Linked DNA regions of Homo sapiens: region 1 is linked to region 2. A link is an interaction called in ENCODE POLR2A ChIA-PET data of the cell type or tissue named here. Cell type or tissue: Panc1. All regions are shown on one strand. Links, peaks and the distances in the headings refer to the core of each region. The heading gives the core; the rest is flanking DNA.

Region 1 (2,916 bases), core at 301-2,800, 990 kb after region 2:
TCCCAAATGCTGCCTCCTACAAGAAGCCTTCCTGATTTCACCTCCTCCACTAACTCAGCCCTCAGCTCGCCGCTGAGGCCTCCCGTTTATTGCAAAGACATCATTTGGCATTGCTCACAGGTGGGCTCCGAAAGGGCCGTGCCTCCCCTCTGAGACTGGGGGCTCCCCAGGGCAGGGGCCAGGTGAGTTAGCAGGGGTGCTGAGCAGCTACAGCCTGGGTCCCAGGCCCCCACCCATTTGCAGTTCAGTCCCAGGCCACCGAAAGGCGTGGCGAGGGAGCCCGGGGTTTCCTGGCAGGGCCCTGTCTTCCCACCTCTCTGGGCTCACACCTGTGCCAGGTCCCTTAGGCTCTGCTGTAGCTCCTCTCCGTCCTCTGTCTCCAGGGCCGCCTGCTCCTGTAGCCACAGGGATTCCTGGAGTGCGGTGAGGGAGACAAAGGGTAGTCGGGGTTCTGTCTTATCTGAAACCTCCCCTTCCCCTCCCTCCCTGGCCCACCACTGACCAGGTGGCCTCTGAAGCCATGTCCATAGGCCAGCCACCTGGTAGACCCCACAGCAGGCCCGAGACCCTCACTGAACAGACTAGGCCCAGAGAAGAGCTGTGTTCTGCCCCAGGTCACACAGTTGATGGGAGGAGACCCGGACCTAGAACCCAGGTCAGGCCCCAGACAGGGGGGTGACCAAACCAGGCTGTACCCCCGAAGAGTGAGTGTCCCACTGGTCGGGGGAGGGGGTGAGGGGAAGCTGGGTTGCCAGAGGCAGCATCTGGACCTGGAGACAGTGGATGGGAGTTCAAGTCCCGACTCTCCCGCTTACTGGCTCTGAGACTGGACAAGCATTTCCCCTCTTGGGCCTCAGTTTCCCCATCTGTGTCATGAGGATTGCGCTACAGGGCTGCTGTGAGGAAGAAATGGGATGGAGGAGGTGAGTGTGCTTACCACAAAGCCTGCACACCTGTGAGGGCTGAACCTGCGTGTGAGTGGGACGCTGGGGGTGGCCCAGGCAGCCCAGCCCTAAGCCTGTGTCCATGGATCTGTCCGGTACCCCATCCCACACTGCCACATCTCAGGGGCAGCTGCAGCTCACCAGGGCCTCAAGCTTCTTGGTGAGGTCCTTGTTGACCTGATCCTTCTCCAGATTCTGCTTCTGAAGACGCTCCACTGCCAGGCCCAGCTCTGTCACTCTGGAGTTGGGGGAACAGCAGAGGTGAGTGGGGGACCACCCCTGCCTCTCAAATCCACTAGTTCTGTGTCCACCATGCTTCTCCAAACCCGAGGCAGGGACCCTAACATCCACCTCCCTGGCTGTGTGACCTTAGGCAAGTCCCAGCTCCTCTCCAGACCTCACACCTCTCATCTGTGAAGTGGGAATGAGGTTGCCACCAGCTTTATCTCATGGGAAAGCACTTGAGGACTTGTCCAGGTGGCAGGAATAAGGGGCAAAAGTTTTTGTTTTTTTTTTTGAGACAGAATCTCGCTCTGTCATTCAGGCCGGAGTACAGCGATGTGATCCTGGCTCACTGCAACCTCTGCATTCTGGGTTCAAGCGATTCTCCTGACTCAGCCTCCCTGGTAGCTGGGATTACAGGCACCTGCCACCACGCCCGGCTAATTTTTGTATTTTTAGTAGAGACGGGGTTTCACCTGTCAGGCAGGCTGGTCTTGCGCTCCTGACCTCAGGTGATCCCCCCACCTGACAAAGTGCTGGGATTACAGGTGTGAGCCACCGCACCCGGCCACAAGTTCTGTCATTGGAGGCTAAGCTGTTTATGATATACACTGGGCAAGCGCCTTCGGAACCTCAGTGGGGTGCCTGGGAAAACTGGCTGAGGTCACAGAGGAAGGCCTGACCCTAGTGAACAGATGCTCCCTTCTCCCCAACTCTCCAGTTTTACCTTCTGCAGGGACACCTGCCTCGTGTGGCACCCACCAGGTACCCACCTGGCACTGAGGTGAGCCTTGTCCAGGTCGCTTTGCATCTGCTGCTGGGCCAGGTCCCTTCTCGTGAAGCACCTTGTCCTGCAGCTGCTCCTCCAGCTGGGTCTGCAGCAGGGCCTGCTTCTTCAGGGCTGCCTCGACCCTTCTCTCTGCCAGCTGCAGGCCCATGCTCAGTCCCAGGCCGACCTTCTGGACAGCTCCCCTCCCAGCTGCAGCAGGTCCCTGGGGGAGAGAGCACAGGATGGGGATGGGATGGGGCTCACTCCCAACTACAAATTAAAACTACGCTGGGGCCAGGTGTGGCGGCTCACACCTATAATCCCAGCACTTTGGGAGGCCGAGGCAGGCAGATCACCTGGGGTCAGGAGTTCGAGGCTAGCCTGGCCAACATGGTGAAACCCCATCTCTACTAAAAATACAAAAAATTAGCCAGGCGTGGTGATGCACTCCTGTAGTCTCAGCTACTTGGGAGGCTGAGGCAGAATTGCTTGAACCTAGGAGGAGGAGGTTGCAGTAAGCTGAGATCATGCCACTGCACTCCAGTCTGGGCCACACAGCCAGACTGCGTCTCAAAAAAATAAATAAATAAAAATAAAACTACACTGGGCTGGGTGCAGTGGCATGCACCTGCAGTCCCAGCTATGCAGGAAGCTGAGGCAGGATTGCTTGAGCCCAGGAATTTGAGGCCAGAATGGGAAACATAGTGAGACTCCATCTCAAAAACTAAAGAGGAAGAAAGAAAGAAAAAAAAACCCTACACTGGGATGTCGTTTGTCCACTATCACATTGGGGAAAAAAAAAAAAGGGACACATAATACACAAGGAGGGGCTCTGGGGCAACAGGCCCTCCCCTACACAGCTGGTGGGAAGGTGAGTACAACCACAACGGAGGGCATTGAGGGAGAGCTCCGAAAACTATGCATGCATAGGACCTTCCCCACCGGCTCCTCCTCTAAGAATGTATCCTACAGATATACCCC
Region 2 (2,916 bases), core at 113-2,612:
CCCAAAGTGCTGGTATTACAGGTGTGAGCGACTGCACCTGGCCTAAATGTTGATATTATAACCAGATAAGGACAGTATGAGACAAGATTATTATAGGCCAGTTTTACTTATAACTACAGATGCAAAATTCCCAACTCAAAAAACCAAAGTAGCATTTATTTTAGGAATGTACAGATGATTTAGAGTCAGATAAATCTATTGAGGTATTTCAGATTAAAGAAGAAATTACAATGTTTTAATAGATACAAGAAAACACTTATTAGTGATTATAGTAGCTTCTTAAATAAAAGATACTTAGATAAAAGAACTTTATCAAAAACTTACAGCAGACATCATACTTTTTTTATTTTTTTGAGACGGAGTTTCACTCTTGTTGCCCAGGCTGGAGTGCAATGGCGCAATCTCAGCTCACCGCAACCCTCCGCCTCCCGGGGTTCAAGCGATTCTCCTGCCTCAGCCTCCCGGGTAGCTGGAATTACAGGTGTGCGCCACCATGCCCAGCTAATTTTTTTGTATTTTTAGTAGGGATGGGGCTTCACCATGTTGGTCAGACTGGTCTCGAACTCCCAACCTTAGGTGATCCACCCGCCTCGGCCTCCCAAAGTGCTGGGATTACAGGCATGAGCCATCGCGTCTGGCCAGCAGACATCACACTTAATGGAAAAAAAATGTAGATTTCCCATGAATATGGAAACCAGCCCAGTATACTTTCCAATACCACTACTGTTTAATGTGGTACTGGGAACCCGGTATATAATAGTGGCATCACAGTTCAGGGAAGAAAAATGAATTACTTAATAATGCTGATGGGAGAATTGGATGGTAAGGTGAGGAAGAAAGTCAACATACTTCCAGCTGGATTAAGGACCTAATGTGAAAAAGCAAAGTTATAAAACTATTAGAAAAAAAAAATGTAGGCAAATGCCTTTGTGACTTTGCGATCAGTAAGAATTTCTTTCTTTTTTTTTTTGAGGCGGAGTCTTGCTCTATCGCCCAGGCTGGAGTGCAACGGCGCTATGTCGGCTCACTGCAAGCTCCGCCTTCCGGGTTCAGCCATTCTCCTGCCTCAGCCTCCCGAGTAGCTGGGACTACAGGCGCCCGCCACCACGCCCGGCTAATTTTTTGTATTTTTAGTGGAGACGGGGTTTCACCGTGTTAGCCAGGATGACCTCAATCTCCCGACCTTGTGATCCGCCAGCCTCGGCCCCCCAAAGTGCTGGGATTACAGGCATGAGCCACCGCGCCCGGCCCAAGAATTTCTTAAAGAAGAAAATATCTGGATTTGACTACTTCAAAATGAAAGACTTTTGCTTGTATCAGTTAGATTTAGACTTACTAGCAGTCCGGGGCTGGCATCCGGGATGTTTCCCCAACCTCAGCACATGGCTCTGACCTTTCAATCCAATATTCCAACCGGCAAGAAGGAGGTAACTGGAAAGAAGAAAGAAAGGAACTCTTTCTTTTCAAGAATATTGCCGACAAATTTCCCACATATTTTCTCTTATATCCTATTGGCCAGAACTCAGTCACATGGCAACACCTGCAAGGTATGCTGGGAAATGTAGTCTTTATACCCGGAAGCCTTGGATCCAGTTACAAATCAGAGTTTGTATTTGTTTTAACTAGGAAGTAAAGGGAGGGCAGTTGTTGGAACTGGCTAGTAGCTATACAACAAAGAAATACCATAGACGGAGTTCATGCCAATTCGACTGAGAGAATATATTTTCAATATACATGACTGGCATTAATATCTGAAATGAACAGCAAAATCAGAAACAACAAAAAAAGTAGGGAGATAACACTATGTAAAAACATGGAAAGGATATGAGCAAGCAACTCATAGACGAGGAGACCAGAATGGCTAATAAACAGAAAAAGAGATGTTTCATCTTATTAATAATCAAAGAAATGCAAAATAAAGTGAGAAATGGCTACTAGTTTACATCCAATGATAAAATATAGGATAATATCAAACAGCCAGGGATGTGGGGAAAATGCAACCCTTATGCACTGCGGGGGTGAGCAAAAAATTTTTTTCCCACTTTTTAAAAACTATAGATTCAGTGGGTACCTGTGCAGGTTTGCTATATGCTTATATTGGGTAATGCTGTGGTTTGGGCTTCTGGTGAACCCATTATCCAGATTGTTCACATAGTATCCAACAGGTCGTTTTTCAACCTTTGTGACCCTCCCTCCCTCCTTGGGAGTGAAAATTGTTGCAGCCACTTTGGAGAGCAATTTGGAGATATTTAGTGATATGGACAAAGTGCATATCACTTTATAATGTAAATCCTGTCCTGTGTATAAACCCCAGAGAAATTCTTGCTTAAGTATACAAAGAGATATATTCAGAGATGTTTACTGCAGCATGGTTTATAACAACAAAATTGGAAGTAACTTAGATGTTCTTCAATAAATAATTATTAAATATAATATGTATAAATGATGGAATATAATACAACAGTAAAAAAGTACTAAATCTATATTAATCAAGACCAATAGATGTCAAAGAAGCAGAATGAGCTATTAGCCATGTATCACTATATACATTAAACATACACACATATGTCATATGTTGTTTATATAAATGCACATGTATGCATTTAAAATGCAAATACAGTTATAAATGTAAATAAAATGGACAGAGAACCTTGGGACAGTGTCTATGGGGCAAGGAGAATGAGACTGGATATAGAAGATAAAAAGAAAAAAACTAAATTAAAAAATAAAGTAGGCCAGGCACAGTGGCTCACACCTGTAATCCCAGCACTTTGGGAGGCCGAGGCTGGGTGATCACGAGGTCAGGAGTTCGAGAGCCGCCTGGCCAGTATGGTGAAACCCCGTCTCTACTAAAAATACAGAAATTAGCTGGGCGTGGTGGCGCACGCCTGTAGTCCTAGCTACTCGGGAGGCTGA

What was found. ChIA-PET counts read pairs that join two places held together with the same protein. Peaks named below come from ENCODE experiments on the same cell type or tissue, not always from the same donor. Only the 100,000 strongest peaks of a DNase experiment are listed, where the experiment ranks them.
Region 1: POLR2A ChIA-PET joins it to region 2 with 12 read pairs; 1 of 35 experiments calls an interaction of 5 or more read pairs at or near these places.

Annotation. Positions count from the first base shown.
Region 1 is chr1:21,433,564-21,436,479 of GRCh38, reverse strand. It overlaps the pseudogene CROCCP5. Among named protein-coding and RNA genes, the nearest start is that of NBPF3, 5.1 kb to the left of the region's middle. RefSeq lists a silencer at 290-584. In Panc1, for the core only: no CTCF peak of the experiment used is centred there; no DNase peak of the experiment used is centred there.
Region 2 is chr1:22,427,435-22,430,350 of GRCh38, reverse strand. It overlaps a transcript of ZBTB40 not described here. Among named protein-coding and RNA genes, the nearest start is that of ZBTB40, 23 kb to the left of the region's middle. In Panc1, for the core only: no CTCF peak of the experiment used is centred there; a DNase peak (open chromatin) is centred at 1,510; H3K4me3 peaks cover 1,191 bases; H3K27ac peaks cover 591 bases.